Linked DNA regions of Homo sapiens: region 1 is linked to region 2. A link is an interaction called in ENCODE POLR2A ChIA-PET data of the cell type or tissue named here. Cell type or tissue: HepG2. All regions are shown on one strand. Each heading gives the region's core, and the rest is flanking DNA. Links, peaks and the distances in the headings are about the cores only.

Evidence for each region. Peaks named below come from ENCODE experiments on the same cell type or tissue, not always from the same donor. Only the 100,000 strongest peaks of a DNase experiment are listed, where the experiment ranks them.
Region 1: POLR2A ChIA-PET joins it to region 2 with 24 read pairs; 12 of 35 experiments call an interaction of 5 or more read pairs at or near these places.

Annotation. Positions count from the first base shown.
Region 1 is chr22:37,801,002-37,807,247 of GRCh38, forward strand. H1-0 (H1.0 linker histone) reads left to right here and starts at 4,228. Exons shown (of 1, transcript NM_005318.4): 1 at 4,228-6,246. The coding sequence starts at 4,544. The coding sequence ends at 5,128. RefSeq lists a cis regulatory region at 1,073-2,969, silencers at 1,372-1,421, 4,314-4,393 and enhancers at 2,281-2,575, 4,624-5,319. In HepG2, for the core only: no CTCF peak of the experiment used is centred there; DNase peaks (open chromatin) are centred at 1,469, 2,030 and 2,390; H3K4me3 peaks cover 2,500 bases.
Region 2 is chr22:37,732,119-37,738,364 of GRCh38, forward strand. It overlaps TRIOBP (TRIO and F-actin binding protein), which reads left to right. Exons shown (of 24, transcript NM_001039141.3): 8 at 1,180-1,294; 9 at 2,281-3,324. Among named protein-coding and RNA genes, the nearest start is that of TRIOBP, 38 kb to the left of the region's middle. In HepG2, for the core only: a CTCF peak has its summit at 3,204 (motif pointing left); a DNase peak (open chromatin) is centred at 3,193; H3K4me3 peaks cover 940 bases.

The sequences.
Region 1 (6,246 bases), core at 1,350-3,849, 69 kb after region 2:
CCGCTTGAATCCAGGAGGCGGAGATTGCAGCAAACTGAGATCACGGCACTGCACTCCAGCCTGGGCAACAGAGTGAGACTCCGTCTCAAAAAACAACAACGAACAACAAAAAATACAATTGCAAACCACCACCATTTGACACTGCCTATATCCACCCCCAACCCTGCTCCAGTTGTTTCTTTGCAATTGCCACTTTCCAGCATACTATATAATTTACTTTTTTTTTTTTTTTTGAGATGGAGTTTTGTTCTTGTCGCCCAGGCTGGAGTGCAATGGCGTGGTCTCAGCTCATTGCAACCTCCGCCTCCCTAGTTCAAACGATTCTCCTGCCTCATTCTCCCAAGTAGCTAGGATTACAGGGGCCCCCCACCACGCCCGGCTAATTTTTGTATTTTCAGTAAAGACAGGGTTTCACCATGTTGGCCAGGCTGGTCGCAAACTCCTGACCTCAGGTGATCCACCCACTTCGGCCTCCCAAAGTGCCGGGATTACAGGCGTGAGCCACCGCACCTGGCCTAATTTACTTCTTTATGTAGTCTATTGTGTATCTATCTTTTCCAGGGAACCTCAGCTCCACAAGGGCAGGGCTCTCTTGTCACTTTGGTTTATGGCCATATCACAGAGCCCATCCCAGTGCCTGGCACATATTAAGGAATGCATTAGGATTCCAAAACCAGCCAGGAGCGGTGGCTCATGCCTGTAATCCCAGCACTTTGGGAGGCCGAGGCGAGTGGATCACGAGGATAGGAGTTCAAGACCAGTCCGGCCAAGATGGTGAAACCCCGTCTCTACTAAAAATACAAAAAATTAGTTGGGCGTGGTTGTGGACACCTGTAATCCTATCTATTCGGGAGGCTGAGGCAGAGAATTGCTTGAACCCGGGAGGCAGAGGTTGCAGTGAGCCGAGATCGCGCCACTGCACTCTGGCCTGGGCGACAGAGCAAGACGCCATCTCAAAAAAAAAAAAAAAAAAAAAAAAAGATTACAAAGCCCAGAATGCCACAAGACCACAGGTGGTGCAGTGAACAGGGCATTGCCTTGAGAGTCTATCATCCCTGGGCAAGTCATTAAACATAGGGGTGGGGGTGGGAGCCTCCTGTCTGTAACGTGGAGGTGTCACGTGCCAAGGGCTCAGGCACACGCGCGCGCACGCACAAACACACCCATTAGTAAGGACACGACCCCTGGCATTCTAATGCGATTTATACTTTTCCATGAAGGAATTCATTTCCCCCTCTCACTAACCCCAGAGACAGGTAGAGCCGACAGGTGGAAGAACTGAGGCCCGAGAGAGACAGCGGGGGACCCTCCCCGCGCCACGGCACAGCAGCTGTCCGACCCCCTCCTCACGCCCGGGGGGCGCGACGGCTGCCGAGGGTCGCGGGCAGGGGGCGCGGCGCCGGGGACTACATTTCCCAGGAGCAGTTGCCGCGGTTCCGCCGTTCCTGGGGTTTCAAGAGCCTCGCGTTAAAGGGGGCGGGGGAGGTTGCGCAGTCCGCCAGCTGGAAGATGGCTCTGCGCCCGGTGGGGACCCGAGAGCCGCCTGCCTGGGTGCCCAGGCGGGGTCCGGCTGCAGTGAAGAAGCCCCCCAGCTCTGCAGTGTCCCTGAGGGGAGGCGAGGCGAGGCGAGGCGAGGCGAGGCCAAGCCAATTGGAGGCCGTCTTTCCTCGTCTTGCCCGCCTCGGCTTCGGCCTCTGCGCCCAAGCCCCAGGGAACCCCCTCCCTTCCCCTCCAACTCCCCGGAACAGGGGAAGGGGCGGTGAACCTCGCCGCCTGGCGGGAGAAGGGGTGTCCACTAGCTGGAAGCCCCTGCAACCCGAGGCAACCCCTTTCCCCAATTCTGGCTTCAGTTCCGGGAATTTACAGGTCGCTGGGATGGGCGGGGAGAAGGGACAGGAGAGATACAAAATGAAATGAACGCCCAGGTGTCAGGGAGCTGAGCCTTACAGTACCCCGCCCCCAATCCATCCTTCTAAGTCCCGGGCCTCCGCGGTAAAATAGGGGTGATGGGGATAGTGATCAAAGGCAGGAGGCGCAAAGGATCCAGAAACCGGTGGGGAGCACTGTGCAAACTGTAAAGCGCTGTGCAAATAAAATTATTGATCGTCGTGTCATTGGATTCATCCAGTCTTTAAGACATGCACGGATCTGGGGCGGGGGATGGGGTGACATGGTTCTGGGCTCTCAGGGTGGAACATCTCGGATACGGGGAGGGGGGGCTATTTGGGTGCGTATTAACCCAACCAGGTCTTAATGGGAACCCGAGTTGTCTTTGAAAATAACCAAAACAAAGCCACCAGAATGTTGTGTTTTCAAATGACGAAACTTAAGAGAAATTGACACCATCAAAAGACGAACCTTGACCTTTTGAACTAACCTGACCCCCCATTGCTTCCCTTCCCCGCCTGTGCCACGGAGATAAGCCCAGAGAGAAGGCATCTGACACCGAGTCTTGCGCTCCCCCTCCCCCTTCCTCCCCTAATCATTTGGATTAATCCATCCCTTGGCGTGCGGGGGAAACCCATTAATTTGTCCTGGCTTCAGAGACTCCCAGGTCCAGTAGGAGCCCTCCCACACCCACGCAGCTACGATCCCGTCCCCAACATCAAAACCCTCGAACCCCTCCCCTTTACCCCTCCCCAGTAGCCCACTGTGTCTGCAAACAGCTCTTGGACCATACCGGGATGCGTTCATCATTTTGACCAGCAACAAACTCCCACTCCCAGGGTATTGTTTAAGTGAACAGTGACCGGCCTCTATGCTTAGGGAATAAAAGCGGGGTTGTGGGAGAGGGGCCCAGGGAGCAAACGTCGCAGAATCTCAGCCCAGGGCCGCTGCCAAGCGGACCCGGCACGTGAGTAGGAGGTCGGCCGCAGACAAGGGGTCCTAGGGTCTCTGAGGTCTCTCCTGCTGGCCTCTGGGCCCCTAAAGCCCCTCGAGCTTCAGAACTCCCTACAGACAGTGGCGCCCCGTGTCCGCCTCGTCTACACCTGCCAAGCAGCACGGGAAAATCTGTGTGCATTTTAACAAAGACATCGCATCTTCCCAGCAAAATGGCGGTGGTCGCGGCCACGGCTCTCTAAACAACTCCACACTTTCCGAGGACAGGTCACAACCCAAGGGACATAACCCCCTCCTCGACCTCTACCCTAGCGCCCCGCTTTCCCAAGTCCCCAAAGCACTCAGGGCCTCTCCTCATTACAGGGGCCCCCCGGACCGTCCCTGGTTAGAGCTTCTGGGGCAGCTTCTCCATTGTGGACCGCCCTCCCCCGCCCCCACATTGCCTTCAAGGAGCCTTGGGACGGGGACTGAACCCCCAGGCTGGGCCTCACGGATGGGGGGCAGCGAGTTCTGTCTCTGACACCCCAAAACTTCCAGGCTAAGAGAAGCACACAAATGAATTCCCGATTAGGGTATATGGGAGATGTAGGGGTCTTTGAGGAGAAGAGGCCACCCGGGAGGCCCTCCTCATCTCTCAGAGGGTCCGGGCAGCACTGGGGGTTCGGCCTCAGGAGGGAACCTCAAGGCAGAGGTCGGGGGGCGCGCTGGGGGAGAGACGGCAGAGGAGGGGGAAGGGACAAAGTTTGAAAGTACCCTTCCAACTCTTTCAGGGAAAGTTTCCTTGGGGGCCCCATGGACAGAGGGGGTAGAGGTGTGGAGGGACCGGTGGCGGGGTGACCCCCGAGAGGTGACCGGACCCCGGGGGAGCGACCCCTCCCCCCTGTCCCGGCTCGGCCCGGCTGGGAGTCGCCCAGCTCGGGGCCGCGTGTGTTAGTTGGGGCCGCTTTCCGGCAGCTCCACCGGGCTAGGGGACCCCGCAGCGGGCCGGGAGCAGAGCCCCCGGTAGCCTCAGGGGAGAGCTTTGCTACGGGGGGTTTCCCGCACCGAGGCTCCCTAGCCCCGCAGAGCCAGCCCCCCGCAAAGGGGAAATGTGCCGGCACACCAGCGGTCCTCGGCGCCGTTTGGGGTGCGTGGCGGGCGCGGGGGGCGGCGGCCGGGCCAGCGGGCCGCCCGGCGGGGAAGCCCAGGGAGCCAGGCAGCGGCCCAGGGCGGCGGCGGGGAGCAGGAAGGCCCGGGCCGGGGGGAAAGGTCGGATTTGCTCGGCGGAAGAAACACAGATGGCGGCGGCGCAGCGCCATTCCGGGCCGGGAGCAGGCAGCCAGCAGCCCTGTCCTCACCGCGGTCCGCCCGCCGCCGCTAAATACCCGGATGCGCCGCCCAAGCGCCAGACGCGGAGCTGGGAAAAGGGAGGCAGAGGAGGCGGAGGCAGAGGCAGAGGCAGAGGCAGAGCCCGAGCCCGGTGCCGAGACCAAGCGACAGACCGGCGGGGCTGGGCCTCGCAAAGCCGGCTCGGCGAGCTCTCCCGACACCCGAGCCGGGGAGGAAAAGCAGCGACTCCTCGCTCGCATCCCCGGGAGCCGCACTCCAGACTGGCCCGGTAGTCAGGGGCTCAGGAGCAGATCCCGAGGCAGGCTTTGCTCAGCCTCCGACGAGGGCTGGCCCTTTGGAAGGCGCCTTCAACAGCCGGACCAGACAGGCCACCATGACCGAGAATTCCACGTCCGCCCCTGCGGCCAAGCCCAAGCGGGCCAAGGCCTCCAAGAAGTCCACAGACCACCCCAAGTATTCAGACATGATCGTGGCTGCCATCCAGGCCGAGAAGAACCGCGCTGGCTCCTCGCGCCAGTCCATTCAGAAGTATATCAAGAGCCACTACAAGGTGGGTGAGAACGCTGACTCGCAGATCAAGTTGTCCATCAAGCGCCTGGTCACCACCGGTGTCCTCAAGCAGACCAAAGGGGTGGGGGCCTCGGGGTCCTTCCGGCTAGCCAAGAGCGACGAACCCAAGAAGTCAGTGGCCTTCAAGAAGACCAAGAAGGAAATCAAGAAGGTAGCCACGCCAAAGAAGGCATCCAAGCCCAAGAAGGCTGCCTCCAAAGCCCCAACCAAGAAACCCAAAGCCACCCCGGTCAAGAAGGCCAAGAAGAAGCTGGCTGCCACGCCCAAGAAAGCCAAAAAACCCAAGACTGTCAAAGCCAAGCCGGTCAAGGCATCCAAGCCCAAAAAGGCCAAACCAGTGAAACCCAAAGCAAAGTCCAGTGCCAAGAGGGCCGGCAAGAAGAAGTGACAATGAAGTCTTTTCTTGCGGACACTCCCTCCTGTCTCCTATTTTCTGTAAATAATTTTCTCCTTTTTTCTCTCTTGATGCTCACCACCACCTTTTGCCCCCTTCTGTTCTGACTTTATAAGAGACAGGATTTGGATTCTTCAGAAATTACAGAATAATTCATTTTTCCTTAACCAGTTGTGCAAGGACAGCAACAACCAATCTAATGATGAGAATGTACTTATATTTTGTTTTGCTATTAACCTACTTACGGGGTTAGGGATTTGCGGGGGGGGCTTGTGTGTTTTGTTGGCTTGTTTGCCATGAAGGTAGATGTGGGTGGGGAGAAGACACAAGGCAGTTTGTTCTGGCTAGATGAGAGGGAACCCAGGAATTGTGAGGTTAGCAGGAATATCTTTAGGGTGAGTGAGTTTTCTTTGAGTTGGGCACCCGTTGTGAGAGTTTCAGAACCTTTGGCCAGCAGGAGAGAGGTGGTAGGGAGCAGCCAGCCGGCAAAGGAAGGAGGGGGAAAAAAACCGCCACCGGGCTGACTTCCACCTCCCAGTGGTGAGCAGTGGGGGCCCAAACCCAGTTTCCTTCTCATTTTTGTTAGTTTGCGCTTTCGGCCTCCCTATTTTCTTAGGGAAGGGGAGTGGGGTCCAAGTGACAGCTGGATGGGAGAAGCCATAGTTTCTCCCAGTCAGCTAGGATGTAGCCATTGGGGGATCTTTGTGGCTTCAGCAAATTCTCTTGTTAAACCGGAGTGAAAACTTCAGGGGAAGGGTGGGGAGTCAGCCAAGTGCCTCAGTGTGCCCTGTTGAAACTTAGGTTTTTCCACGCAATCGATGGATTGTGTCCTAGGAAGACTTTTCTTTTCCTCTGGATTTTTGTTCCTCCTGTACAAGAGGTGTCTTTGCTTGGTTTGGTGGGGCTGCGGCCACTTAAAACCTCCCGATCTCTTTTTGAGTCCTTTATTATAAGTAGTTGTAGCTGCGGGAGGGGGAGGGGGAGTGGGCGGGCAGTGGATAGTAAGACTTACTGCAGTCGATTTGGGATTTGCTAAGTAGTTTTACAGAGCTAGATCTGTGTGCATGTGTGTGTTTGTGTATATATACATATCTAGGGCTAGTACTTAGTTT
Region 2 (6,246 bases), core at 1,665-4,164:
TCATGGAGTGGTTGGGCCTTTTGTTGTGACCCCTTAGGTAGAGGAAGGGAGAGATATGCCCAGGTTCTGTTTGGTGTTTCTACCTGTCAATAGAGATACCACGTTAATCATTAACAGCCATGCCTCCCAGTTAGTAAGCAAGACAACTAACTGGAACTAGACTTTTTACACAAGTTAGAGATGATCTTCATCGGATGCGTCAACAATGCCTGAAGCCCAGTGTCTTAGAAACAACACTTGCCCAGGGTCAGGCGTGGTGGCTCATGCCTGTAATCCCAGCTACTTGGGAGATTAAGGCAGAGAATCACTTGAACCCGGGAGATGGAAGTTGCAGTGAGCCGAGATCGCGCCACTGCACTCCAGCCTGGGTGACAGAGCGAGACTCCATCTCAAAAAAAAAAAAAAAAAAAAGACACTTGCTTGGACAGTTTATGTTGGCCTCTCTGAAGTTGTCAGGGAGAATGTTTCTTTCTTCTGATCTTGCTCAGAGCTCTTTTGCCAACAGCTAGGATGGCCTGGAGTTTTCAAGGCTAAGCGCTGGGATTCTGTTGGTTAACAGTGATGGGAGGGAAAAAGGAAAAGAAATCCAAAATTTACAATATGGACAGGAAAAGGCAGAAAGAATGGAACACGGGGGCACACAGCAGTCTGGCTCTGTCGTCCCACCTCGTGGGCTGCGATCATGATACAAGTGCTTGGCCCCTGGAACATAAGAAGCACTCAATAAATGCTTTGTCATAATGATTATGTGTGCCCAGTGCCTGGTACACAGTAGGTGCTCAATAAATCTTAATTCCCGCAAAGACCAGTCTAACCTTTGTCTGGGGGTGGCTCTTGGGCTGCTGGTGGGGTGGTGGTTAGTCATAGGAAGTACTGGATGAGACAGGAGAGGGCCATGGCCAGGGCCAGATCCCCCTCCCCACCCAACCGCCTCTACTCCCCACTTTTCTCGTCATGTTCGCAAGAGCCTCATGAGGCAGAATAGAGCAGTGTTAACCATCCCCATTTTTCAGAAGGGGAAACTAAGGCCCTGAGAGTCATCCTCACTTAGGGCCCTTCAACGAGCTTGCAGTGGGTCCCTGGCTGTCCCACATCTCCTCCTGTTGGAGGTGGGAGCAGAGGGGCTGGGGTGCTGGGAGTGGGACAGTCCCTCAGAGGAGTGGCTGCATTTGCTCATAGGAAGTCCGAGGCAGCGGGGGCCTTCCAGGCCCAGGACGAGGGACGGTCACAGCAGCCCAGCCAAGGCCAGAGCCAACTTCTCCGAAGACAGTCCAGCCCTGCCCCCAGCAGGCAGGTGAGCACTGCCAGCTGTCTGGGGCCCCGCACCCCAAGGGGCGGCCACTGCCTCTTCCCTCCCGCTAGAAGCCAGGCAGGGGGCTTGGACAGGAAGGTCCTCTATGAAAGGGTCGGAGTCCAATCATGGGGATCCAGCTCTCCCCTCTCCCCAACGGCCAGCAGCTCTTGGCAAAATGCACAAGACCCCACATTAATCCTTTGAAGATAGCCCCTCTCCCACGCTATCCCCTTCCTTTACTAAGCACTGCTGTCTTTTTTTTTTTTTTTTTTTTTTGAGATGGAGTCTTGCACTGTCTCCCAGGCTGGAGTGCAGTGGGACAATATTGGCTCACTGCAACCTCTGCCTCCCAGGTTCAAGTGATTCTTCTACCTCAGCCTCCCAAATAGCTGGGATTACAGGCGTGTGCCACCACACCCAACTAATTTTCGTACTTTTAGTAGAGACAGGGTTTCACCATGTTGGCCAGGCTGGTCACTCCTGACGTCAAGTGATCCGCCCACCTTGGCCTCCCAAGGTGCTGGGATTACAGGCGTGAACCACGGCACCTGGCCAATACTGCTGTCTTGAGCAGATTTCAGGGAAAGCCTTGAAGCAAGAATCTGGCTCTAAGGGCCCTCTCTTTCAGGGTAATTTGTATCTTTAACCAAACCCAGAGGGCTAGGCCCGCCTCAGTGGAATGGGGTATTGGTGGTGGAGGTTCTGGCACCTGATAGCCCAAGTTGGAATCAGTATCTTTGAGAGGGGTGAGAAGCCAAGAACGGGGGCAGGTCTTTGCAGATCTTTTTCTGGAACTGAGGAAAGCGGGTGAAAGGGAGGAGCTGACCCCGGAGGGGTGGGGCAGAGACCCTGTGTACTTTTTGGCCTGCTTTGATTCAGGCTGCTGTGTGGACACAGCCTTGACTCTCTGGGGGCCTAAGAAAGGCAGAGCTGGCAGCCAGGTCCCCAGAGAGAGAGCCTCACCTACCCCCTCACCTCATCCCCAGGTGACCATGCTCCCTGCCAAACAGGCAGAACTGACCCGGCGGAGCCAAGCAGAGCCCCCTCATCCTTGGAGTCCTGAGAAGAGACCTGAGGGAGATCGGCAGCTCCAGGGGTCCCCGCTGCCCCCCAGGACATCAGCCAGGACCCCTGAGAGGGAGCTGCGGACACAGAGACCTCTGGAGAGTGGCCAAGCAGGCCCAAGACAGCCTCTGGGGGTGTGGCAGAGTCAGGAGGAACCGCCAGGGTCCCAGGGCCCTCATAGACACCTAGAAAGGAGCTGGAGCAGCCAGGAGGGAGGCCTGGGCCCTGGGGGCTGGTGGGGATGTGGAGAGCCCAGCCTGGGGGCAGCCAAAGCCCCGGAGGGAGCATGGGGGGGCACTTCCAGGGAGTACAAGGAGAGCTGGGGGCAGCCAGAGGCCTGGGAGGAGAAGCCCACTCATGAGCTCCCCAGAGAACTAGGAAAGAGAAGCCCACTCACGAGCCCCCCTGAGAACTGGGGAGGCCCCGCAGAGTCCTCACAATCCTGGCACTCTGGGACACCCACTGCTGTGGGCTGGGGGGCAGAGGGAGCGTGTCCATACCCGCGTGGCTCTGAGAGGCGACCCGAGCTTGACTGGAGGGATCTGCTTGGCCTTCTCCGGGCACCAGGAGAGGGGGTCTGGGCCCGTGTCCCCAGCCTGGACTGGGAGGGCCTCTTGGAGCTCCTGCAGGCCAGGCTGCCCCGCAAGGACCCAGCTGGACACAGGGATGACCTGGCCAGGGCTTTAGGGCCAGAGCTGGGTCCCCCAGGCACAAACGATGTCCCTGAGCAGGAGTCACACAGCCAGCCAGAAGGCTGGGCCGAGGCCACCCCAGTCAATGGACACAGCCCCGCACTGCAGTCCCAGAGCCCGGTCCAGCTGCCCAGCCCTGCCTGCACCTCCACCCAGTGGCCAAAGATCAAAGTGACAAGAGGACCAGCGACCGCAACTCTGGCAGGCCTGGAGCAGACGGGCCCCCTGGGGAGCAGGAGCACTGCGAAGGGCCCCAGCTTGCCAGAGCTGCAGGTAAGGAGGTTTCCACCCTCCCAAGGGTAGCCAGAAAGTCAGCCCCACTCAGCCAAGTCTCCTTGGAAAAGCCTCCCCTTGGAGTAGCCTAAGCTCCTGCATCCCCCTCCAGGCTCAGACCTCAGCCTCCCTGCTGACCACAACCCATCCCGATCACCAAACTGGCCCAACAATGATGATGAGCAACACAGTTTTAAGCGTTTATGGGCCAAGCCCTGATCTGAATGTTTGACGTGTGCTTTTCCCATTTAGTCTCCTTAGCAACCAGGTGAGAAATACACTATTTACAGATAAGGAAACTGATGCGCAGGGTGAAGCCACTTGCTGGTGGGGCATGGGCAAAACCCAGGTCTGCTCAGTGCAGACCACACTGAGGCCTCAAGCAAGATGCTCTGGCCAGGGCCTATTCCCCTCCTGGCTCCACCATACCTGGTTTATGTTGTGTCTGGTGGCACACACCTGACCCCACCTGGGACTGTAGCCAGTGTGGGCATGCCCCTTCCCCTGGTGGTACTCAGGTACCTGAGTCCAGGACAGCCTCGCTTACCCTCTCTGGCCCCTACAGCTCCTCTCAGACACAGAGAAGAGGGTGCATCAATGCTCACTGGGTTCAGCTAGCTGCCAAGACAGGCTGCTTAAATGAGGGTCGTGTGCAAAGTGGGCCCAGCGCCGGGCACACAGTAGGTGCTCGCCCTTCCCCTGCTTCACTGGTGCTTTGGTGCTGCCTTGAAGCCCAGAACATTCTTCATCTGAAGATGGTGGGCAGGGAGGGTCTTGGAGGCCAGAATCCTGCACCCTGGCAATAGCTCATTGGGAGGACGGCATGTGGTTTTGAACACCAGCCTCTCTCTCTCTCTGTAAGATGGACCAACCACTTCTCTGACGGGCAGCGCTGGGGTGCCGTGGGGGTTCCTGCTTGTTTCTCCAAAGCCTCCTCATCTCCTAGATGCAAAGTCCAACGCCACCTGCCCCAGGATGAGCAGGGCTTCCAGGCATCAGGGTGCACCCCGTGCTGGGCCCAGGGCCTTGCCATATGTGCCTCAAGTGGATAGGAGGCAGCTGCCACTTGACAGATGGGGAAACTGAGGCTCAGACTCCTTAGGCATTTGCTGGGGGTCACACATGCATAGGTCGTGAGAAATGAGATCAAAGCATCCACTCCAAAGTTTGTGCTTTTATTTTTATTTATTTATTTACTTATTGAGACGGAGTTTCGCTCTTGTTGCCCAGACTGGAGTGCAATTGCACAATCTCAGCTCACTGCAACCTCCGCCCCCCAGGTTCAAGCTATTCTCCTGCCTCAGCCTCCCGAGTAGCTGGGATTACAGGCATGTGCCACCATGCCCGGCTAATTTTGTGTTTTTAGTAGAGATGGGGTTTCTCCATGTTGGTCAGGCTGGTCTTGGACTCCTGACTTCAGGTGATGCATCCACCTTGGCCTCCCAAAGTGCCGGGATTACAGGTGCGAGCCACCATGCCCGGCCTAAGTCTGTGCTTTTAGCCACCACGTCACAAAGCTCCTGAGCCCATGGGAGGACTGGAGAACCCTCTCCCCTGTATTTCCCTGTGGCTTTGATGAGTTGACCCTCCAATCAACTCAATGCGTGGACATCAGAGAAGCAGGGATAAGTCAGCTCGTCCTGCCCTCAGATTGCTGTCAGGCTTGTTAGGAAGGCACACAGACAGCTCAAGGAGGACACGGTGCTGTGTCCCGGGGCATGCTGGGTGCCACAGGCCGGCCAGGTCAAGAAGGAAGTTAGAAAGATTCTTCAGTTTCATGGTGAAGCTCAGGGTTCTCAGGAGGCTAGGAGATGGTGGCTGGGAAGGGATGGGAGCACCATGTACTGAAAGGAATTTCACAGATGACAAAACGAGTAACCACCAGGTCCTGCTGGGGCTCCAGCTGCTCCTCTCTATGAAAATCCTTGGCTTGGCACAGCTGGGTGCAGTGGCTCACATCTGTAATCCCAGCACTTTGGGAGGCTGAGGCAGGCAAATCACGAGCTCAGGAGATCGACACCAGCCTGGCTAACACGGTGGAACCCCGTCTCTACTAAAAATACAAAAAATTAGCCGGGCGTGGTGGCGGGTGCCTGTAGTCCCAGCTACTTGGGAGGCTAAGACAGGAGAATGGTGTGAACCCGGGAGGTGGAAGTTGCAGTGAGCCGAGATCACGCCACTGCACTCCAGCCTGGGTGACAGAGCGAGACTCCATCTCAAAAAAAAAAAAAAAAAAAATCCTTGGCATGGCACTCAAGGCCGGCTTCCCTTCCTTCCACTCCGGATTTGCCTCATTGGTGCTGAGCTGGCTGCAGGGCCTGTGAGCACATATCCCTGCCTTTGCACATGCTCTTCCCTGTTCAGCCACCAAACGCCTGTTCATTGTCGAAGTCTTAGGTCAGGCTCCCTGTCCTGAGAAGCCTTCCCTGAACAGTCACTCCTAGTAATGGTCCCCTTCTGGGCTTGGCAGTTTTGCTTCCATTTGTCCATGCAACATCCATCTAATAGGGTTGTCATTTCCCCATAAGCTCCACACAGGCAGGATCTCTACCTGCTTTATCTCTGTAACTCTAGCTCTGGCCCAGGGCCTGACATAAAGGAGGGGACAGCTCAGTGGATGCATGCAAGATGGAGGACACAGGGGTCAGTGGGTGAACAATGAATGAATGGAGGGTGAATGTGTGAATGGATGATGGATCAATGATGCATGTTGAATGAATAATAGACATCTTTTGGATGGATGACAGATGGGTGATGATGGATGGATAGCTGGGTGATGAATATATGGTGGTGGTGGATATATGATGGATGTTGCTTAGGTGATGGATGGATGAACTTTGGGTGGAATATGAATGGATAGATGTGGCATGGGTGGATGAATGTCAGATGATAGATGTTGGAGATATGGGTAGATGGATGATG